2 separate regions of the Homo sapiens genome follow, and region 2 is linked to region 1. Evidence: chromatin loops called from intact Hi-C (ENCODE). Cell type or tissue: IMR-90. All regions are shown on one strand. Each heading gives the region's core, and the rest is flanking DNA. Links, peaks and the distances in the headings are about the cores only. Region 1 holds the start of LOC107987137 (a long non-coding RNA gene). Region 2 has its middle 9.4 kb from the start of RXRA.

The links. Peaks named below come from ENCODE experiments on the same cell type or tissue, not always from the same donor. Only the 100,000 strongest peaks of a DNase experiment are listed, where the experiment ranks them.
Region 2: it touches region 1 in a loop (3.0-fold over the local background); 7 of 110 quality-filtered maps call a loop at or near these places.

What each region holds. Positions count from the first base shown.
Region 1 is chr9:134,211,714-134,223,693 of GRCh38, reverse strand. It overlaps LOC107987137 (a long non-coding RNA gene), which reads left to right and starts at 5,031. Exons shown (of 3, transcript XR_001746962.2): 1 at 5,031-5,853; 2 at 5,952-6,898; 3 at 7,933-11,980. It overlaps LOC101928384 (a long non-coding RNA gene), which reads right to left and starts at 4,621. Exons shown (of 2, transcript XR_244779.4): 1 at 4,348-4,621; 2 at 3,413-4,154. LOC107987039 (a long non-coding RNA gene) reads left to right here. Exons shown (of 3, transcript XR_001746583.1): 3 at 293-627. RefSeq lists an enhancer at 9,212-9,281. In IMR-90, for the core only: a CTCF peak has its summit at 5,728 (motif pointing right); a DNase peak (open chromatin) is centred at 7,623; H3K27ac peaks cover 3,497 bases.
Region 2 is chr9:134,311,055-134,323,034 of GRCh38, reverse strand. No RefSeq gene overlaps it. Among named protein-coding and RNA genes, the nearest start is that of RXRA, 9.4 kb to the left of the region's middle. RefSeq lists enhancers at 3,076-3,934, 3,935-4,793. In IMR-90, for the core only: a CTCF peak has its summit at 5,098 (motif pointing right); DNase peaks (open chromatin) are centred at 4,944 and 6,364; H3K27ac peaks cover 1,386 bases.

The sequences.
Region 1 (11,980 bases), core at 2,635-10,634:
CACCAGCAAGTCCCTGACCTTGGAGAGCCTCAGCGTCCTTGTCTTTCAAATGAGAACCACACTGGCGCCTACATCGTAGGGTCAGCGTGAGGATAAAATAAAGTATGGAAAACAGCCGGTAGCTGGAACTTGAGACATGTTACCAAAAAGAGAGAGATTGAGAAAAACAGTTTGGCAGTTCCTGAAAAAGTTAGACATAGAATCAGCCTAGCGCCCAGCGTGCCACCCCTAGGGTTACAGTATGCCCAGGAAAATTGAAAACTGGCACCCAGGCAGCTCCACATACACACAGGTTCACAGCAGCGCCATTCACCGCCACCAAGAGATGGAAACATCCAGAGGCCCTTCCCCGGATGAAGGATAAACAGAATGTGGCTCATCCTCCTCCCTGCTGTGGAATGCGATTCAGCCATGAGAAGGAGCAAGGCACTGACACAGGCCACAATGTCGATGAACCCTGGAAACACCATGCTCAGTGAAAGAAGCCGGACATGAAAGGCCAGTCTGGTGTGATTCCATTTACACGGAATAACCAGAACTAGTAAATCCCTGGAAATAGAAAGCAGGCCAGGTGATGTGTGGCTCGCGGCTGTAATCCCAGCACTTTGGGAGGCCAAGGCAAGCAGATCACTTGAGCTCAGGAGTTTGAGACTAGCCTGGGCAACATGGCAAAATCCATCTCCACAAATACAAAAGAATTAGCCACGCGTGGTGGCGTGTGTCTGTGGTCCCAGCTACTCAAGAGGCTGAGATGGGAGGATCGCTGGAGCCCAGGAGGTTGAGGCTGCAGTGAGCCAAGATTGCACCACTGTATTCCAGCCTGGGTGACAGAGTGAGACCCTGTCAGGAAAGGAAATGAAAGGAAAGGAGAGGAGAGAAGAGGAGAGGAGAGAAGAGGGGAGGGGAAGGGGCAGATTGGTGGCTTCGGGGGATGAGGGGTGGACAGTGAGGAGTTGACTGCTCATGGGTATAGGTCTCCTTTTTGGGGATGGTGACAATGTTTTGGAACTAGATAGAAGTAGTTGTACAACATTCTGAATGAACTAAATGCCACTGAATTGTATACTTTAAAATAGTTAATTTTATGCTGTGTTAATTTCACTTCAATAAAAACAAATGCTTTAATGAAGGAAATTCAGACACACAAGCATGATACACGGAATGCCCACTGGGCCAGCCCCAGACACCGTGCCTCCTTTAACCCTCCAGGCTGTGCCAGGAGCCATCGGCTCTCTCTCCAGCTGACAGTGGCAGCACAGAGGCTGGCAGGCCAGTGCCCAGTGGTTATGGCCGGCGGGAGGATGGGGGGTCAGGTTGGAGCATCTGTGAAGTGCAGTGGCGAAGCCTGCCTCCTGGGGCTGCAGGAAGAGCTAAATTAAGCTGGAGATCATCGATGGGGGGATGTGTTATAAACGGCTAAGGGCGGCTCGAACAAGCTCTCAGGTATGCTGGCCGTGGATGCCAGACAGTGACTGCCATGGGATCCAACCTGCAGGGGCTGGGGCAGAGCTGCCACCTGCCCAGGCTTGCAGGGGGCCTACTCCTCTCCCCATTGTCCTCCAGCTATGCTGTCCCCTCCTGACTTCTCCAGATCCCTCCCAAACTTCCCACTCCAAATTTCCCCCGGTGAGTCAGAGCTGCACAGTACATAGCAACTTGTCCAGAGAGAAGGTCTGCCATGGCCCAGGGCCACAGAGGAGGGTCCCAGACACACATGACCACCAGTGAGGTGGATCTCAGGATCCCTCTCAGCCATTAGCATCCCTGCTGACCAGCTGCACCCCGTCCCGGCCTCCTGGGCTTTTGCCCACCTCGGTAACAGGATAAAAAGATGTTAGCCGAGGCAGCGGATCACGCCCGTAATCCCAACACTTTGGGAGGCCAAGGCGGGTAGATCACCTAAGGTCAGAAGTTCAAAACAAGCCTGGCCAACGTGGTGAAATCCCATCTCTACTAAAACTACAAAAATTAGCTGGGCGTGGTGGTGGGTGCCTGTAATCCCAGCTACTCGAGAGGCTGAGGCAGGGGAATCGCTGGAACCCGGGAGGCAGAGGTGGCAGTGAGCCGAGATCATGCCATTGCACTCCAGCCTGGGCAACAGAGCGAGACTGTCAAAAAAAAAAAAAAAAAAAAAAGATGCTGAGACCTTTGCCTCCTGCCACATGGCAGCACCCATGCATGGTGAGGCAACACTGTCAACAGACCTCAGGTGCCAGAGCACAGGTGGAGCGAAGCCAGGAGAGAAGCACAGAGGGACCGGTATTGCAGTTCAGTGGCTGCCGGGGCTGTGGGGGTTCCGAGGCTCCAGGAGCTGCGCTGTGACGGACTCACCACGTTTGTTTCGGACCAGGTTGGAGGAAGCCTCCAGTATTGGGAACCTTGCTTGACTGGCAGGAAATAGGCCTGCCACAGAACCTGCAAACCTTCCAAATGCACACATACCCTTTGGGGTGTACTTACCCCCCGGAAAAGCAGAGAAATATCACAGAAAATCTATGCATTTCTTTCCCACCCATGATGATGCCTCATGAACAGAACAAGAGAGATTTCCAGAGCACTGGCCTTTTCTCAGGGTGGGCTCACCATTTTCTCCAAGGGGCCAGTTAGTGGGGTGGAGTTCTGTGGGGTTGTTTGTTTTTTTTTTTTCTATTTTTTAAGAACTGTTTAGGTTTACAGCAAAACTGGGAGGAAGGTACAGAATTCCCATATACCGCAAGGGGCAGGTCTCATGGGTCCCTGGCACCCAAGTCTCTGGTGAGGGTCTAGCCACTGAAGGGCAGGGCTAGACGGTGGCCAGTGGCAAACTGACCAATAGCTGGCACCCTCATCCTATTCTCATCTGTAGCTACAACAAGGGACAAATTTCCCCAAATCATGAGCCCACATGGAAACTTCACAAGCTGTCGAGACAGCAGCAGGTGTCTGCGGCCCTGCCTTCCCCCGGAGCCCTCTGCTGCCCACCCTGCGTATCAGACCCCATCGCCATTGACACATCCCCTTGGGGCCTCTTCCCAAAGCCCTCGGTGGCGTTGAAGTTATCCTGGGCCTTTGCCTGGCCTATGTTTATTTTCTCACTCTCCCACCACAATGCGGCTGCCATGGGACCGGGTTCTTACTCACCCAGCCCCCCACGCATAGCGCCCTGGAACCCATGTGATCACTGTTTGTTGAATGACGACTGAATATTGAAATGGAAAACACTGTGTTCCAGACACCTGAGTTAGAAGCCTAGCCCTGCCCCTCGGTTGTTCTGTAACCTGGTGCGTGTTACTTAATCTCTCGGAACGAGGAAAACACCACCAGGGTACACAGACTGGCACTGTGTCCCCAACGCTCCTGCTCACCCACGAACCTGAGAGATAAAATGACTTTGTAGGGGGTCTCCATACCCACGACACTCCCAAAGAGAGAGGGCGCAGACAAGGCCTGTTTATTTCACTCGTGTGCGCCCTCAGGAGAGGCCCAGGGATGTTGGCACAGGTGCATTGTGGGCCCCGAAATAATCAAATTGCAGAAGGAGAGAGAGGGGGAGAGAGCGGGAAGGGTAATTGAATATCGGAGCGGAAGCTATTCTCAAGTCACCCATTTCATGGTTCTTTCTCCTGTTTATGTTTTCTAAGAGATCTCCAAAATAAAATAGTTCTATTATTTTATGACTCATAGATATACGTTATAGTGATAACATATTACAGCTACGGCAACGATGCTTATGGAATGGCCGCTCCGTGCCGCGCCGTAGAACTCTGCAAGGTGAATCTCTCTCTCTCTCTCGCCTCACAGCTCGGGAAGCCTCGGCTCTGAGAGGCCAGACTCCAGCCACGCCATCCAGACCACGGGGCCACGGGGCCACGGGGCCAGCTGAGCCCGCAGTCACTCTCCTCCTCTGCTCCTCCGCCTCTAAAAGGTCCTTTTCAGACGCTCAGGCACTCGCAGGCGCCCCTCTTTCATCATGGTTAGGCGCCACATGCTTTTCATCTCCAAGTCTGGCTACTGCAGATGCAGAATGAAAAACGAGCCAATAACACAGCAAACCCGGGCAACTCGGCACGAAAGGCAATAACCGTGGTGAGGGGCCAGGCGGCGATTCCAGCCAGACAGATGAGCGGGCGTCACGGGCTCCAGGTGACGTAGAAAGGGCACAGAAAGGTCTCACCCTGAAGGGAGAGAACGTGGGGCAGGGGCTGGAGCGAGTGTGGAGACCCGGGTTCCAGCTCCCTCTCTCCTCGTCCTGCCAGGGACTGGGCCGAGAGACTTGGGCCCTCTGCCCCTCGGCTTCCAGGTCTGTCAAATGGGGCAATAGGAGAGTGCTGACAGCCCAGGGCTCCCCTGAGAGCTTTAAGAACACACCTGGAAAGTTCTAGCGCAAGGTGAAGACCGTAAGAATGTTAGTGGCCGCCCCATCTGTGAACTAGGCACGGTCCTGTAGATCTCAAATGGCCACCTTTCAAGTGAGGACAACACGGGTGGTGACGGTGCCGGGAAAAAAGAACGCACGCCTCGGCCGTGAGGCCTCTCCGAGAAAGGGACAGGCAGCAGTGGCACCGCCCACACAGAAGCATGGTCACCCAAACTCAGGCAGGCAGGTCAGGTGGGTCCCAAGGGCTCTCAATCCTTGCTGAATGGTAGAGTCACCTGGGGAGAGACTCTAAAACATTCCTGCCCAGACACCACCCCCAGAGACTGGGATTTTACTGGCCTGAGTGTGGCCCGGGCAGAGGATGCTTAGAACCAATCCCAGTGGGCCGGGCGCCGTGGCTCACGCCTGTAATCCCAGCACTTTGGGAGGCCGAGGCGGGCGGATCACGAGGTCAGGAGATCGAGACGATCCCAGCTAACACGGTGAAACCCCGTCTCTACTAAAAATACAACAAATTAGCCAGGTGTGGTGGTGGGCGCCTGCAGTCCCAGCTACTCGGGAGGCTGAGGCAGGAGAATGGCGTGAACCCAGGAGCCGAGCTTGCAGTGAGTGGAGATTGCACCACTGCACTCCAGCCTGGGCGACAGAGTGAGACTCTGTCTCAAAAAAAAAAAAAGAACCAGCCTCATGTGTCCGGCTGGGCTGAGAACTGCCAGCCCAGACCGCCTGACACCTGTGCCCCACAGGGCACCCTCCAGTGGCTCCCACCTCTGTGCCTGCCTGAAGGGGCCTCAAGGCTGCAAAGCACCCCAAGTGGGTCAGCCACACCCAGCCTAGCACAGCCACCTTGTGAGGGCTCTGCCCAAGCCCCACAGCCCTGCAGCCATCTGTGGGGAGCTACTGATCACCCAGATGTGATCTTGCAGATGCACAGAAGACCGGGTTTCCACCACCCTGAGCCAAGGAGGCCTCTACCATGGAGAGAGGCCATCAGAGACCAGTGTCCGGCAGCGCCCTGCCTGGCCCCAGAGCCTGGGGCAAAAGGGAACGTCAGGACCACCGACCCTTTTCCTCCAAAACTTCAATATTTCCTTCCTCATAGATATCTTGCATTCATTTTGCATTAACTTTATTTAAAACATTGCATTAAAACATCATTTCTGCCTCTCTCCTCACACTGGTCCCACCCTGGCCTCTCTGTGGGATGTCCCTGCCACCCTGACCCCTCTCCAGCCCTCCAGACACTGATGGCTGCAAGCTTTACATGGGTGGCCCACCAGGCCCTGCAGCAAGTAACCCTCCTGCAAGCTCCTCCTGTCCCCAGAGTGTCTGTTGTCACCAGGACACATCAAAATGGCTGAACACTAGGTGGCTCCCCTCCCAAGGGGCATTTTGGAACTTCAGGAAGGGCTGTTTTGAGTTGTCACAATGACCTTCAGTAAATACACAGGCCAGCCCTGCAGGTAACTCTGTCCCTGGTCTTGCCAGACGTTCAGGTAAGCAAAGAGGCTGCTTATAATTACCTGAGCTAGAACCTTAGAAAATATATCCTGGGGATCTTTGCTGCACAGTTAATCCTCGCTGGCTTTTCCAGGAAAGCATCTCCTGTGTCCATTGAAGGGAGGACACGTTGCTGCGTTTGGAACTTGACCACCTGGGAAAGTCACATCACAGGTACATGCTCAGCTGCTGGAGTCTGGAACGCCAGGCCTGGCCCGTCCGCATCAGCCATGGGGGCTGGCACGGGGATAAGATGACACAGGCATGCCTCGGGGGGGCTTCTGGGCTCCCCTTGGAGACAGAGCCAGGCCTTTACATATTGAAAAACATATGATTTTATCATACAATTTCCCTTTAATTCCTCCTCCATATAACAGGGCGTTATATTGACTCTTGCAAAATTGTGTGTGAGGTGAGTTATCTCTCAGCTATGATTTTCTTTTCAGATGGTACAGGGAGTGCCCCTGGCCTGAGGAGGGTGAGGATGAGGGGTCGTCAGTGGCCCAGGATGCCCCTCACCTGGGAGCATTACAAAATGCTGGTGCCCAGGCTGCACCCCAGGATACTGATATATGTGGTCCAGGAGCAGCCTGGGTTGGGCTGGGGGCATTCTCCAGAGCAGCTGAGGTTAGGAGTCCCCGGGCCGGATGCATTCAGTCCCATCAAGGAGGTTATCTGGGCGCTCTCAGCCTCCGTTTTCTCATCAGCGAAATGGGAATGATGAGACGGCCCAAAGCCATCCACAGACATTGGGAATGGCTGCCTTCATTCCTTCATTCTCCCTCCAGTTCTCCTGACCTGAAGGGTATAGGAGCTGAAAGCCTGCGCCTCCTTGGGACAGCCTACCCGGGGCTCCCCATTCCTCCGTTGTCAGGGAAAGTAACTCAGTTACAGGTGGCCAATCTAATGTGGCCGATAGGATAATTGGCCAATAGGATAATAGGGCCCCAGCGTACGTAGTAGTTGTGTGTTACCAGGGCCATGGCAAAGGCCCGAGATTCTCAGGGAGGAGAGGACACATAGAGGCTGCTTTACCTGCAGGTAATTCCCGCAGAGGGCTGTGGGAGGCCCTGGGGGAGAGGCTGGGAGCCAGTCTGCAGGAAAGGAGGGAGCCGGCCCTTCTCCGGAGCAGTCCTGGAATCTCTGTTGCTGCCGTGCAGGAGGAAATGGGAGTCCCAATGCTTACTTAGCCAACGACCTTTGAAGGCATCTGGCTAGAACGAGAGAGAAGCCGAGGGGCTGAGCGGCTCTGAGGTGCCACTCCTCGCCCTCTGTTCGCCCTCCCCCACATGGCTTAACCTTTTTGGTGTTGGCTTGTTTGTGAGTTTGGTGACACTTCCCCAGCTGTTATGTCAATGGAAGCAGGGCTCCTCCTGACAAGAGTCCTGCCTTTCAGCCCAAGGACACCTCCCAGTCCCCCCTCGAGGCCCGCCCCGCTGGCCACTCTCCCCCAGGCCAGGCAAGTGCTGGGGAGGGCCCCACTGTTGTCCACGGGCAGCCAGGCCTGTGAGAGAAGACCCCCATCCTGAGAGCCCTTCCTGGGCTCCAGGCCCAGCGAGGGATGAAGGGACAAACGGCGTGAGGTCCTCTCCCGGCTGTCACGGTGAGCGTGGAGCCGCCTCTGCTTTCTCAGCAGAGCCCAGCTGGGCCCGTTGCAGGCTGCTGTCTGTGTCGCGTGCAAAGAAAGAGCCCTTTCCAGTGTTTTATTTACATACAGCACATTACATACAGGAAAACGCCGCTTCTTCATCCACAGCTCTGGGAGGTTTGACCAATGCATGCGGTCACGTAACTGTGACCATAATCAAGATATAGCACACTCCATCCCCACAAGGAGCCCCACGGCCCTGGCAACAGCAGCCTGAGCTCTGTGCCGACAGCAGAACCCGACTAGCACAGCCTCGGGAGGCAGCATCAGCGGGGCAGCTCCGGCGATGCACGCCTTTTTGTCACCGAGTAGTATTCCATTGCAGGGGTGGGCCTCAGCCTGTTTATTCAGCCCCAGCTGAGGGACATCTGGGTTGTTTCCTGTTTTTGCTTAGTCAGGTTCTAAAAACTGGTTTCTCATCCCACAGCCACCAGCTCGGGAACAAAGATCTTTACAAATGAGCGGCTGTGCGCTGACATCCGGGCGATCATGGAGATCCCCGGGGGTGAGGCTCAGGGACCCCCAGGCACCAGCACATTCTCAACCCCAGGCCATCTGGCTCCAAGCTCCTGCCCAAAGTTGGCAGGCTGGGGGCTGCTATGAGGCCCAGCTGCAGCCAACTCCCTAGAACCCTGGGCCGTTTATAAGGGAGTGACAGAGGCCTGCGGTCTTGAGGACGCCCGAGGAGGGCTGCTGCCCCTCTGAGCCCCTGAGCCGTTGAGCCCCCTCGCCTCCCCACATGGGTGGCATGTGAGGGCTGCTCCTGCCTTCCCCCAGCCCCTCCAGGGGAAAAAGAATGGAATGACAGGGTGCCAGCTAGTGATGAGCTGAGCCCAACCCCAGCACAGGGCCTGAGTGGGACTCAGGGAGACGATTACGGGCAGCATGCAGCTGTTTCTCAGCCCTGTCGGCCATGGCCCGAGACTCCCTTTGTTCCCGAGGGAGGGGATGGCTGGGCTCAGGGGTGGCCTTGTGGGTGGGGGCTCCTGGCCGACTGCCTGCCCTTGCATCTCCGCTGCCCGCCAGCGAGGAGATCACTCAGGCCCTGATACGATCGCTTCGGGACAGGCGGAAATTGGAATGTCCCGGGTGCTTGATCGAGGCAGCTTTTGAGCTGCGGCCACAGGGACATTAGAAGCCAATGTAATGGCCTCATTCAGCTCCCCTTGCAGCCCCGTGACCTTGGACAGGCTGAAAGCCTGTGTGCTGTTTTGATGAAAAATCAGGAGTTAGGGAAGTGAGGGAGGCTGGCACGAGGGCAGGGTGGCTGGGCAGGAGCTCTGGTGTGCTGCTGTCCGTCTGTCTGTCCTCACTGGCTTCAGGCCACCTGCCCCCTACGACGGGCCATCCGTCCATGCTGGCTCCCTGACAACAGAGCCTGAGGACCCCAAAGGGACAAAGAAATCCCCACCCCAGGTGACCCTGGGTACAACCTGTGATAAGGAGGCTGGGGCCTCAGCTGGGGAGGGGAGGGGCTCTCACAGGACAAAGGGACCCCCCCCACCTGAGCTCCCACTGGGGCCTCAGTCTCCCCATCTCCAGTAGCTCAGCCACCTCCGCCTCCCCTAGTGGCATCTGAGGGCGTCAATGGAGCACTGCTGTGTGTCCCCTGTCCACAAGGCCCCTGCTGTTGGGCTATCACGCAGCCCCTCTTCCAATGGAAACCGAGGTGACTCACCCCAGGCCACACTGCACAGGATGGGACAGCCCCTGGCGGGCCTCCCCTCTGCTACTCAAGCCCCAGGCTCTTGTGTAAAGACAGCCAGGCCAGGACCCTTCTCCCACGTGTCCCAAGTCCAAAGTCAAGAAACCTTGTCCACCCCAAAACCCTGCTCAGCTCCTGGGGCTGGCACTTCTCGGCCAGCACCTGCCCAGGCAGAGCCCATGAGGCCAGCCCTCCCCTCACTGTCTGCAGCTGCCTCCAAACCCGTTTGACAAATCGGCTCTGATGAATAGTGCCTGGGCCGTGTCGGAGCATCTGGGGGCTCACAGCCCTCCTTCCCTCCAGGGCCCTGGCTGAAAAGCCAGCAGGGTCTACAGCCACGTGAAAGGCCCACAGAGGGGCCACCCCCTCACAGACACACACAAAGGCATTGCGACCTCAGGCTGACCCCAGCCTTGAACCAAGAGCTGACGGATATGGGGCGGGGCTGGGGGCTGCCCATCACTCTCCCAAGTTGGGAGAGGGGTCTTCCTGTACTGCCCCACCCCTCCCCAGAGGTGCAGGAGGCATTGCCCAGCAGACCTAGGAGATGAGGGTGGGGAGAATTCAGATAGGATGGCCCTGTCACTGCTTCCCCTCCCCCAGGCCTAGGATTCTGTCCCGGGGCTGAGTCTTCTCCCAGCCTGAGCCCCTTCTGTTGGGCTCCTCCCGCCCACATAGTCCAGAACCAGTGGATGGAGCCAGCTGGAAACCAGGTGGGCTCCCTGAGGGAAACTGCCTGGGAACCTTTGCTCTCTCTTGGCTCTGCTCTGTTCTCCACTGGCCCCTCCTGGACCTCCCCTGGGATTCTGGAAGGAAGGGCCCCTCCCCAGATGGATCAGACCCTCTTGTCCCAGTCTTGGGAACCTCCAGGCCAAGCTTCCACTCCCTGAGCCGAGTGTCCCCTTATCAGCATCCTGGGCAGGCAGGAGCAGGCAGCCCCACTCTGAGGTCAGAACAGGCAGCCCCACTCTGAGGTCAGGATGAGGGAAAACAAAATGCACACTGGTAATAGCCAGTGGGCACAATGCTCTTCCCAGAGGACAAGCTTTTCAATATTGTAATTCTCACAGCAACCCCACTCAGCAGGGGCTGAGTGACAGCCCAGCAGCAGGGGCCAAGTGACAGCCCAGCAGCAGGGGCCATGTGGACAGAGGACACACAGCAGCACTCCACTGACGCCCTCAGATGCCACTAGGGGAGGCAGAGGCAGCCGAGCTACTGTCTGACCTGAAGTCAGACAGGTCCCACCTTCCACTTTCTGGTTTTCCTACTACTTCCTGTTCCTTTTTAGAAAGTGACGAAAGGTCCCTTTTCCATGATGGGAATATTGAGGCATGAAGGGTTAAATTGGCACCCCACCTGGCCCTGTCTACCACTACTCACATCCCATGTCCCTCCTTATCCCCTCAGGGGCCCCTCACTCAGTACCACAGACACCCTCACTTCTACAAGAAGGCTTGGATGGTTCAATCCCTGTCCCCAGAGACGATGAGCCCTAGAACCCTTATCTGTGTATCCTCCTCGTTCTTGTTCCCAGCATGTTGCACACAACCTGCATGCAGTAGGTAGTGAAAAATGCTGACCTACCAGGCCACTCCTGGAGTTGCAGAGGGACCACCCTGTAGTTGAGGCAGAGACCAGGTTCTCACATGCTCCACTGGCCCAAGAAGGGAGGAAATGGGGGCCAGGAGGTGAGGGAATTCCCTTTACCACATGCTCCCCAGGGCCTGGCTGAGCCGGCTGCTCTATCTACACCTCCCCTCATAACTCCTACTGGTGAGTCAGATGGTCTCCCTTGGTTAGGAGAATGAGGCCCAAACAGGTGAAATTACTTGAGTTTGATTACTTGGGAGCTAGAGGCAGCCCTGGAGTTTGAGCCCCAGGTTTTGACACCACCCCACACTGGCTCTCGTGATACCTGACACATAGTAGGTGCTCAACAAAGGTCATAGGACAGAAAGCCCCTGAAGACTATTACAGCTGCAAACACTGCCCCTCGCCCACCCCAGAGGGCACATCCTCCACCAATCTGCAAGGGCACCAGCTGCCCTTGCCCTATGTATTCATGGTTGTTCAAAGCCCTGTGGGGTTTTTAATCATCCCCCATGTGCACACAGGCGTGATTTATAAAGTGGGTCTTAAACGCCACCGCCTCCAATCAGCAGATGAATGCAAGGTCTTGGCAGCATCCACTGGGCTGTGCATTTGGTCCTGAATAAGTCACCCTTGACAATTCCTGCCATGGTGCCAACAGCAACAAATGAGACATGTCATCCCCTTTGCAGGGGCTGGGGGCAGTCACACCCTTGCCAGGCCAGAGGGCAGTGGGATTGTGGCTTCTAAGGGTCCTGGAAGGACAATGACATTGCTGCCCACAGTGGCCGTGCCATGTGGCCTCCTCCACAACCCCAGCCAGGTGGACTTGGGGTATGAAGCCAGTGAGGGCAGGAGTGCAAGGCTTGGGTGAAGCTCTTGGGGGTAGGAGCAGGGAAGAGCAAGCCTCAGGTGCAGGGGGGCAGGGAGGGTGGGAGAGACTTACACCCTCCCCGTTCTGACCTCAACCCTCCTTTCCACTCCAGGGTGCCTCCAATGGCAGCCCCATCTCCCAGCCCTGAGTCGCCATCACTCCTCTCTTGGGGCCTCCCCTGTGGGCTACCCTCTGCCTTCTTTCTCCACAGCAGCTAAAAGGCCAGGGAGGAGGCGTTAGATCTGGAGGCCAGACTCTGCTGATGAGCAGCTCATAAGTGATGGCATCTCTTGGCCTCAGTTT
Region 2 (11,980 bases), core at 1,256-9,255, 100 kb before region 1:
AGAGCCGAAAGCTCAGAGAGGCAAGGGGCCACCCGGCAGGTCCACATGGAACTGGGACTAGGCCCAGGGGTCCCAGCCCGAACCCCCTTTCTCAGTCATAGCTTGTCTCTCCATCAGTCTAGAGGGAAACACTCAAGCCACTTGTCCACACCTGGGCTCCAGTCTGTTCTGCTGAGTGGAGAGGAAGAGAAAGGATAGGAGGGAGGGGAGAGGAGAGGACAGGAGGGGAGGAGGAGGAAGAGAAGAGGACCCCTCTGCTCCTGGGTCTGGCCCTCTGGCAAAATGTTTGCAGGCCTGCAGGGCAGTCACCACTGACAGCGTCTGCCCTGGTAGCAGTCAGCTGGCTGGCCCTGCACACCCCAAACCCAAAGCAGTGCAGGGGAAGAGAAAGGTGAGGTCCTCCGAAGGCCAGCCGCTGCCTCCGTCATCAGCTGGGGTCTTACTTCCAGAACTCTGGGGAGCTGAATGGTGGCGTGAGCCAAAGAGTTCAGGTGAGTGAGGCTTAAGGGGACAGGAGCTGGTTTGTAATGAAGAGCCAGGATTTCAGTGCAGCTCCAGGCAAGAGACAGTGGGTTCCCTCCAGGGGCCACCAAAGAGCCCCACCGAATCCCAGCGCCAGCCGCAAGGGGTCACAGATGCTCAAAGAAGGGCAGGAACAGTTCTGAGAGTCCGGAGAGGAGGAACCTGAGCTTTCCAAGCTGCCTCCGAGGTGCCAGTCTGCTGCACACTGCCAGGTACCATCCCCTCTAACCCCACCCCGGCTGACCAAGACTCTGGTTTCCCCGTTTCCCAGATGGAAACACTGAGGCGAAGAGCAGCAGTGACTGACTCCAAACCGTGTGGTGACTCTGGCACCACAGTCCCCAGACCCAGGGCTGAGGTCAGTGGTCAGAACCCCCAGGAAAGACCCCAGACAACCACCGACCTCCGCCCCCAGCCTCCAATGAGCCACACCACCTCCCCGCTTCTCATGGCACAGGTCGGCCAGCCAAAGCAGCCGGTGCCAGGTGAGACCAAAGTCCAGAGAGAAGGGACATAGGTAACAGACTTGGAAAACAAGGTGCTGGGGAAGGTACCAGGAGGAAGAGGCCATAGCCTGGCTCTGCCACCAACTCTTACATGGCCCTTGGACAAGGGTACTCTCTGGACATCAGTCTCTTCTATAAAATAGAGAAAAGAACCAGCTAATCACAGAAACAAGAATATGACTACGGGGAAATAGAATGACAGCCTGTCTCACAGGAGCTAAGGAGACAGGCTGAGGCTGACGCTCCCAGCCTGGGGCCCAGCCCAGCCTCCCTGGCTCTGAAGGTGGCACGCCCCTCCCTGACACCTCTCCACCGTGCACCCCCAGACGCCCATCAGGCAAGGAGATTATGTGTTTTATCGGGGGCATTTATTATCGACACTTTCTACATACATCTCCCCCTACACATATGTGTACATACGAGGGGGATGGATGTGCAGGGGAAGGCCCCGAGCCCAGTCCCCCGATGTAGTCAAGCGGCCCCCATAAAGATAACGGGAAATGATTCATAATATTTATTTGACAGACATGATATGAACCGTAATAGTCTGTTGGGATTAAAAATATCCGTACGTCTCTGTCATCCACCAGTGTGGTTTAAATATGATCTATGTGGCCTCTGCGGCGGCGAGGAGATGGCAGCGGTTATTGACGGGCCGTAAAGAAGAGTCGTTTTGCATTGAAGGATGGGGAACTGAGCCCAGGAGTTTGCCTAACGCCCCTCGGTGCTTGCATCAAAATAAACTGTACTTTAAAATGCGGCTCCCTCCACCCCCACACTGCCAGCAAGTGGGGGTGCAGACGCAGCCCGGCACACATTGTTCCGCTCATTGGCTTGTGGAGGGCCTGGCGTGGCTCCAGGCTGCAGCTCAGGGTCCGATGAGGCTGTCATCCTCCCCGAGGAGGCCTCAGGACAGCCACGTGTGGCTAGGTCCCCAAAGGCCCTGGCCCCACCCCCTCTCCGTCAGCCTGTTCCCAACCTCGCCTGGCCTAAGCAGGCAGCACCCCCTGCCCCCAACCCTGACACTCTCAGCTTAAAAACTCTTTCATGCTGCCCACTGCCCTTGGGATAAAGTCCAAACTCCTGAGCAAAACTCACCAGGCCCTCCCTCCCTCCCTTCCCTTCATCATCTCCCTCCTGCCCGCTCCGAGCTCTTCCCACAAGAGCCCCCCAGGCTAGCACAGGAGAGACTGCTGTTGCAGGCCATCCACACCTGGCCACTCCGCATTCCTTGCTGCCTAAGCTCCAATGTGGCCCTCAGCAGCTCACCCATCTCCACCCCAGTCCCCAACACACACACACACGCACACGCACACATGCACGCATGCACACACTGCCTGGGCTGGCTTCTCTGCACCCTGCAGCAACCTGCATGTGCCTCTAGCCCTGGGCTGGCCGTGTCTTCCCACGGTCGGAGCTTGCTGAGGGCAGGAACTGGGAGCTCCAGTCTCCGCCTTCCCCACTGGGCACAGCTGTGGGATCAGAATGCTCACAGACGCTATTTTCAAGGGGCCCAGCTAGGCCACCGGGTCAGCGGCTTCTCTCCAAGCCCTAGTGGGCAACCAGGATACTTGTTTACATCTCAGTCCTTCTATACTTAGAAAAAATTATCTTCCCTCCCAGGGCCTCGGTTTACCTATCAGTAAATGAATCCGCGGCCCCGGGGACGAAGGCCCCTTGAAGGCTCAGGGGCATCTACCCACGAGGGAGCCTGGTAGGGTTTGCTGTGGGAAGCACCAAAGACAACCCAGAAAAATATCTGCTGGACGGAGGGTGGGGGGGCAGCACTTTTAAAACATTTTTTCTTTCCCCCGAAGATTAGAATGGGGGGACGCTTTTCACCCCACCCATATCACTGCCCCACCAGATCCTGCCCTGCCAGCCCCCAGCTCCGAGCCCCCAGCAGACAGCCACCACACTCCCTGAGGGGGAGCCCAGGCCGGAGGCTGATGAATCGCCAGCTCCTGGTGACAACTGGCCTTTGTTTCTCCCACTAACGAGGGTCCCCAAGGAAGGAGCCGCTTGAGCTGAGACGCAGGGAGGGGAGGGGCTGCCCTGGAAATGAGATCACCCAGGAGGAGGCCGGGCCAGCCGCCTGCAGCCCTCCAGCTCCAGGGGTCTGCAGCCTGGCCCCGGCACCACTCCTCGGGGCAGAGGCACAACCGTCGTAGGCAGGTCGTTGGCTGGACCGAAAGAGCATCTCTGAGGAGCCAAAAGACGCATCCATGCCTGCTTTTTAAGCTGCAGGCCTGGCCCCATCCTCCCGGGCCCCTGCCCGCCCTGTTCCCAGCCTCCTGTTTCATTTGCAGGGCTGGCCACTGGAGCACCTATGTGTGGGGCTCTCACCAGGCCCTCCGCCTCCTACCCAAGACTCCAGGGCCTTGCTGTCACCCTGCTGGGGCCTCCCATGGGCAGCAGACCCCTGGGTCTCAGGCTCCCCTGCCTCCCCTGCGAAGCCTGCCGGACCCCTGCATGCAGTAGGCGCTATCAGAGTGGGCTGGCTGACCTCACCCTGTCCTCACCTCCTTCCCGTCATCACTGTCTCCTCCTGCCCGGGAGTGACAGAGACCTAGGAAAGGCAAAGGGAGATAGGACCAGGAGGCCTTGGGTCCCACGCCCTGGACAACTGCCCAGGACCAGTGGGCTTTAAAAGGGTTTAATTACCAGGCCCTTTCCCAAAATCCCCTGAACATGGAAAGGGGGTGTGAGATAGGGGTGCCATGCCCTGCTGGAAGCCACTTGGGGGCCCCGGAGCCTGTCCACTAGGCCCCCGCCCTGAGGCACCCACTAGATTCCACAGAGTCACAGACCACCCAACCCTGGAAGTAACCCCAGGGCCCCAGCCCCATGTCTCTGCCCTGCGATGCTGAAGCTCAGGGCTGTAGGAACAGCTGAGGGCTGTACACGCTCAGGAAAGGAAGCCAGCATCCCCCAGGTTCCACCTGCCCTGCCAGCAGCCAAGGGAGGGACTGGACTCCGTCTGATTTCCACACCCCAGGGGTCAGCTGACTTCATTTGCTTCTGTGGCACAGTTGCTGTTTGAAGTTCTGCTGTTGTGATTGGGGATATTTAGTGTTTGAGAAAATAATGTGGTGTGTTCCAGGTTAATCATACCTATGTATCCATGGTAGACCCTGGCCAGGTGGTGGGAGAGGGCATCCTGGACTTTGAGGGGCCCAGGGGTCAGCGCTGTCTGATCCCGAGTCCCCCCCGGGCGAGACCCCAGGCCTCAGTTTCTCCCTCTGCAGCACCCTCGTGTAACTTGAATGAGATGTCTATACAGCCACCAGCCCAGGCCAGCCCTTCGCGGGCACTCAATAAACAGCCTAGTGAATGGGATCATCAGACTGGCCAGGGCGAGGCTCTCCAAGGCATATTCCATCAGGGAACATCTCAGCCCCATGGCCCGTGGTCATGCTCAGCAGGGAGTCCAGCAGTTGTGCGAAAGGCAAGCTTGCCCGTGGCCAGGCCCCAGCCTTAACTAATTTAAGCATGGCCAAAAACTTCCAGACTGTCCTGGTACTGATAGACTTGTCCCTGATCTTCTGGGTGGGTCCAGGGCCGTTTTAGAGAAGTCCATCCCTGGATGGGATGATGGGTTGCTATCCTGAGCCCATGGGCATGGAGCTGCCTGGAGGGTTCCTCCCCATGAGCTGCACCGGCTGGGTTGGCCCCCTGGATCTTAGCTCTTAAGAAGTTCTACACTCAGAAAGGCAGGAGGGGAACAGAAGTGCCACCAACAGGGACCCAGGGCTGTTCTGAGCTGGCTGGCGGGGGTATGGATTCCTGCTGTGAGCTGGCTGCGGGGGGGTGTGGATTCCTTCTGTGAGCTGGCTGGGGTGGGGGGGTATGGATTCCTGCTGTGAGCTGGCTGGGGGGGGTATGGATTCCTGCTGTGAGCTGGCTGGGTGGGGGGTATGGATTCCTGCTGTGAGCTGGCTGGGTGGGGGGTATAGATTCCTGCTGTGAGCTGGCTGGGTTGGGGGGGTATGGATTCCTGCTGTGAGCTGGCTGGGGTGGGGGGTTATGGATTCCTGCTGTGAGCTGGCTGGGGTGGGGGAGTATGGATTCCTGCTGTGAGCTGGCTGGAGGGGGCGGTATGGATTCCTGCTGTGAGCTGGCTGGGGTGGGGGGGTATGGATTCCTGCTGTGAGCTGGCTGGGTGGGGTATGGATTCCTGCTGTCACAGAGTGGCCACATGGACACTGGCAGAGAGGGGAGCTCTCGCTTCACCACGCCCATACCTTGTCACAACTCGGCAGAGAGGAAGAGCCAAGAGACCCCGGGGGAAGCGGGCTGTCCCTCACAAGGTGGTTAGCCCCTGCAACTGGCAGTGCCAAGGAGCTGGCCACCAGGCTGGCCTCAAAAGCCCCCAACACACAGCAGCCCAGCCACGGGTCCTCTCCGCTCTCTGGGTTCAGAGAGACATTAGCCAAGCGGGCACGCGAGAGACATTAGCCAAGCAGGCACGCGAGAGACATTAGCCAAGCAGGCACGCTCTTACTCTGACATCCTGGGTGGGGTCACTTCGTGGGTTTTGGAGCCAGCGAGGTGCCTGGATCCGTGCAGCCTGTCTGCGGGCTGACCATGGTGCAGGCTGTCTACTCCCCCAAAATGGGTGCTCAACATAATACATTGCTTAGTGAAAACAAAAGGCGGTTAACATTGCACACAAAAGGATGCCAGTTATAAATGTATACACAGAAATCTGAAGGAAAACACCTCCCACCCCCCGACTGGTGAACATTAATGGAGTGATGGGGGCTTCACACTCTTCTTTGTATTTTGCCTCCTTCTCTACAAGGAGTCTTTATTACTTTTATAATCAGAAAAAAAGTAGGGTTAGCAAGAAAGTCCCATCTGAAATCCATCTGGAACCTAACTCCTGGAGCCTGCAGCCAACCCCAGCTGGCCCTATCGCCCTATCTCAGAAGCACCCCTGCAGAAACCCCCTGCCACGTCACCCCATGTGACACCCTGGAAGCCAGCAACCGTGTCTCTGGAGCCCTCTCTTCTCCTCCCTAAGCAAGCCCTGTGCCCATGCCCTCCTCATCACCGGGGGTTCCCAGCCACCCCTCCCCCAGGCAGGCTGCACTCCATCAGTGTCATTCTGGAAACACCCCGTGTCAGCTTTGCACCGATAAGAACATGCTCACCCTTCATCCCGCTGCAAGGATCCTTGTCTGATCTGCCCACTCTGTCACTGGGCTGGATGAGATTAATAATACACCTAATTTCAGAGGCACAGAAGGTTGCATCTAAATGGCCAAAATATTTGGACCACAGCATGACAAGTGAGCTCCTTTTGGTGGTTTTAAAAGCTGACGCAGAAGCCACTTGGCTCTTGTTCAGGCCCGTCTCTTGCCAACACAACCGACTGGCTGGGCTCCTCCAGACCCCAGCACCCCGCCAACGCCACGCAGGCTTTGCAGCACCTCCTGTGGGCAAGGGGTGGAGGGCAGAGGGGGGGAACACAGGCCAGGTGCTTCCCCTGCCCGGGAAGCAACAGGTGACGCACCGGTGTCCAACACAGATTCTAGGTGCTACCCTATGGCTGCCACAGTGACCAGACACTCACAGAGCAGGGAGGGGACAGGACACAAGGGCCTGAACCACAAGGCCAAGGAGAGAAGGAGATGAGGGACCAGAGCCGGCTTCTGTCCAGGTGTCGGGGTGGCAGGTCCACGGGGAGAAGGGCGGGCATGGGGCTGCATGGGTGGGGGGAGGGCACCGGCAGGGTATGGGGTCACAGGTGCTTTGGGTGCTCAGTGGGGAGCCTCTCCGAGGTTGGGGTGGCCCAGGTTTGGAAGGACCTTGATCCCTAGGCTGAGAGGCTGCTGAAAGGGGGTTCTGAGCCCAGAGGGACATGCACTAGGGTGGCGCGTCCCAGTGTGGCCCCTGAGGCGCTTCATTCTCCAGCAGAGATGGTACAATTATTGGCTCTGTTTTGCTGAGAGGGAGATGACTTGCTTCGCGCTGCTGTGTCACTGGGGCCCAGGAAGCCGCCAGGCCTGGCTCCAAGAGGGCAAAGCTGCCCTGACCTCCTCAGGGGAGGAGCTGGGGAGCTGCTACACACACCCACCCCCGCACCCTCCAGGCCAGTTCAGCTGCTGGGGCCATGGTGCCCTGCATCCCCAAGAAGAACCAAGGGCCTCACTCTGCCCCGACTGCCTTCCAGAGGACCAAGAGCAATGCAGAGCCCTCGCCCTGGGCAAGACTCGGATGCCCAAGACCACCCTAACCGCCTTGGAGGTCTTCTCTTCCCCCGACCCCGCTCTTCCCCCCAATTTTGCACATGGGGACTCTGAGTCCCCAGAAGAAGGGAGGAGCTTGCCCATGCTACCCCGTGTGCTGGGCCTCGCAGCCCTTCCAAGCCTCAGAAGCTTCCAGCAGTCTCTGGAGCCCAGGGAGGCTGCCGCCCAGCCCTCGAATCTGCTTTGGAGCAAGGATTAGTGTCTGTGGGGGGTCCGCACCGCCTGCCTCCAGCCTGCTGTCCTCAGGAAGCCCTGGAGCTGCTTTGTCAGGGAGCCACTCGATGGGAGCCTTGGGGGGCAAAGGACTAACAGGATTTCTCGGCCCTGCCACGCCTGCGATTACCCCCTTTGGTGTCTGAAGAGGAATTAGCACAAGTCCCCTCCCATGGCCGGGACGACCAGCCTGAGCTACTCTGAATGGCTTTTCCTTTTACAGTCAGCCTTGCTCCTAGCTCAGCTGGATTTCGGTCCAGCAGGCAAAGGTGCTGGACAGACAGCCTGGCCAGACAGCCAGCTCTCGGGGCCAGGCAGCCCTCCCCACACTGCTGGGGGCCGTGCTGAAGTGCAGAACCAGTGAGGCCTGCTAAGCACTTCGGGTTAAATCCGCGTCCATGAGGCCCAAAGTGAGCACCGTGGCAGCACCCTTCTTCCTTCCACTCCAGATCCAGTAGCAGGGCCTTCTGTGAAGGCTGCTGTCGGCGTCAGGAGGCAGGTCGGATGTCCCGTGTACCTGCCAAATGTCCTTGCTATGTTGGGTGAACGAAGCCCTCAGTGGATGCTGCCGACTTGGAACGAGCCTGAATATCCCTTTCAGGTGGACACTCTCATCGATGTGCTGGGTCTGCTGGGTGCTGGCAGGCGGTGCCCACAGCGCTGGGACTGCCCCCCAGCGTGTTCTCAGGCCTTTGTCTGGAGCTGCCAGTGTGTCCTGGGGAGAGATCCACACTGTGGCTACCTCCAAGGGGACTGAGACTGGCCCCCACCGGCCTCAGTTAACTTTTGGCTTCTCCCCTCTGAAATGGAACTCAGAGGGCAAGGCCTCCATGCCTCAGTTACCAGCACTCTCCAGGGTATGCCAAGACAGGTTGGAGCCCCATGGAGGCCTCAGTTCCCAGCACTCTCCAGGGTATGCCAAGACGGGTTGGAGTCCCATGTGATGAGAGAATTGTGGTTTGGCCAGTGGGAGTGGGCAGATCTGGGCTTCACTACCTCCTGGCTGTGTCCTGGGACAAGTCACGGCCCTGAGCCTCAGCCTCCTCACCTGTAAAATGGGCACCACTAGTGGCACCTCCTGGGGAGTTGTAGGGCCAAAAAGCAGGGCGCAGCGCACATCTGCGGCAAATCATGTACTTTTGCTTTAAGAAAATTAGAATTTGACTGTGGGAAGAGGGGAGGAAGACTCCCAGGCATGCCCCAGATTTCATCTGTGTGGCAGAGAAAGGAGGTCGACTGTTCTCCTTCAAGGCGTGTGTCCCAGACCTCTGAGCCGGCCTCCCCGGCCTGTGCCTTTGCCAGGGCCTCTTTAGGAGAAGGCACTCCTTCTGACAGCAGAGGGCCCAGCCCTGCGCCCAGCCAGCAGCTCCAGCGAGAACAAGCAGACACCAGTACCACTTCCACGTTAGCCTCGAGCCAGCTGTCTAGATGCTTACCAAGAGCTGTCCCGGTCACAGTGGCAGGTTCCCGGCCACTGGGAAGCCACAGCTCTTGGCAGCAGTGAGACCTGTCCTGCGCTTTCCACGCTTCCATAGATGAATCGTGTGCCCATGAGCCTGGGCAAGGCTCTCAGCACCTTCAAACCCCCTTTCCTCATCTGTATAATGGGGCAATAAAGTCTCTGCAAGGACCAGAGTGAGGAGGAGACCAAAGCACTGTGGGTTGTGCTACCACTGTGATTACCAAGTGCCAGCCTAGAGGAGGAGGGGACAAAGATTCCCAAGTGAGGAGAAGGACAGGACTCATGTCAGCCATGAGGACCAAGACTGCTAGTTCATGCAGGAAGAAACGGAGGTCCAGAGAGAGGAATGGACTCTGGCACCATGTGGGTTGGACCAGCGGCCTGGAGCAATGACACAATGGGTATGACAAGACAGGGCTAGCTAGTCATGCCACAGCAGCAGAGAATGAATGGACAGAGAGGGTCAGGCTGCAAGCAGGCTTGGGGCAGGCAGTGTAGATTCCCCACAGGCACTAATCCCTGCTCCAAAGAGGAGTCAGGAGCTGTTGGAAGCTTCTGAGGCTGGGAAGGGCTGCTGAGAGGAGGCTGGTGAGGTCTGAGATGTTGGGGCAGAAGGAGCCCAAGGGAAATGGGGCTTGTACAGGAATCCATGGTATTACCCAGCGCTCCCATAGCAGGCCAGCACTGCAAGAATTCACCCAATCACGGGCCTATTTCTGCCCTAGTGCCTGGAAATGGTATCATATCTGTGGCCTCTGGATCCAGCCTGCCCTCTCCAAAAATAGGGAATAAAATTGCGATTGAAAAATGGCCCTGCATGTCAACATGTGTGGGATGCAGCTAAAGCAGTGTTTAGAGGGAACTTTATAGCATTAAATGCTTATATTAGAAAAGAAGAAAGATCTAAAATCAGTGACCTGAGGTTTCACCTTAAGATGACTTAAAAAAAAAAAAAGAGGCTGGGTAAAGTGGCTCATTCCCACAATCCTAACACTTTGGGAGGCAGAGGAGGGAAAATAACTTGAGCCCAGGATTTCGAGACCAGCCTGGGTAACATAGTGAGACCCTGTCTCTAAAAAACCTTTTAAAAATTAACCAGGCATGGTAGTATGCACCTCAACTCCCAGCTACTTGGGAGGCTGAGGTGGGAGGATCATTTGAGCTCAGGAGTTAAAGGTTGCAGTAAGCTATCATCATGCCACTGCACTCCAGCCTGGGTGACAGAGTGAAACCTTGTCTCAAAAAAACAAACAAACAAAAACAAAAGGAGTAAACTAAGTCAGAAGTAAGTAGAAGGAAGGAAATAATAAAGATAAGAGCAAAAAATCAATAAGTAGACCTTTGAGAAAGTTGAGAAAGGCAAAAACTGTTTCTTTGGAAATAACAAAATTGATTAACCCTTAGTTAGAATGGTCAAGGAAAAAAAGAAAGAGTACGAAAATCATCATTTTCAGGAATGAGAAAGTGATTGTTATCACAGACCCTATAAACATCAATAAGATATATGGGAATACTAAAAACAACTTGTGCCAAAAATATGTCAACGTAGAGGAAACTGTATTATTTCTTGAAAAAGACAACTTACCAAAATCAACACAAAAGGGAACAGAAGATATGATCAGCCCTACAGCGATTAAAGAAATTGAATTTGTTATCAGAAATCTTTCCAGAAGAAAACTCCAGGCCCAGATGGTTTCACTGGTGAATTCTATCAACATTCGAGTCTTTTATTAAACATTTAAGAAAAATAGATTTTAAAAGTATAATAAGATCTTTATCAAAATGTTAACAAATTAAATCCAATATTAAGTTAAAAAGGTGATACCTCATGACCAGTGGGATGCAATGTTGATTTAACATTCGAAAAACAGTCAATAGACTTCACCATATTGACAGATGAAAGGAGAAAAATTATAGGAAAATATTATTTTAAAAGATTCAGAAACACCATGGACAAAATTCCACATCCACTTATGCTAAACACATTTAGAAAACTAAACATAGTAGGAAACTTCCTCAAACTGATAAAAAGAATCTACAAAATAAAAGCAGAACAACCTGACAGCAAACATCATATTTAACAGTAAAAAACTGACTTGTTTTCCCCGAGACTGGGAACGAGCAAGGATGTTCTCTTGCCACTTCTATTCGACATTGTACCAGGGATCCTAGACATTGCTATAAGCCAAGAAAATGAAATAAAATACGTAGAGCCCGGAAGAGAAGTAAAACTGTCTCTATTTGCAGATGATATAATTAGTGATTTATGTAGAACATCCCAGGGAATGCACAAAACAACAATCAAAACCAGTAAATGAATTTAGCAAGGTCACAAGACACAAGGTTAATATTTTTAAAATATATTTTATTTCTATCTGTTAGGAGTAAACAATTGGAAAATAAAATCTTAAAAATTCCACTTAAATAGCACAAAAAAAGTAAAATGCTTAGGTGCGAATCTAACAAAGATTTATATATTTATATCTAATATATAAATTTATATATTATATACAATATAAATATATTGATATTTATATTTATATAAATATAAATATATTGATATTTATATTTATGTATTTATATCAATATATTTATATCAAATATATAAATTTATATATTTATATGAATATATAAATTTATATATTTATATAGAATATATAAATTTACATATTTACATAGAATATATGAATTTATATATTTATATAAATATATAAAGAACTTTTAAAGCACAATTGTAGGAAGACCAACCAATTTGTCCAGGAATGCTGTACTGAAAAGAACAAGACAGTACTGAGAAAAGAGTCAAGAAGCACAAGTAAATATAGACATACCATGTTCATGGAGTAAAGGGCTGAATATCAGATAAAATGACAATTTCCCCAATTTGATTCAATACAATCCCAATCAAAACGCCAACAGGATTTTTCATAGAAATTGACAGTCTAATTCAAAAATTTATATGAAAATGCAAATAATCTAGAATAGTTGGGCCGGGTGTGGTGGCTCACACCTGTAATCCCAGC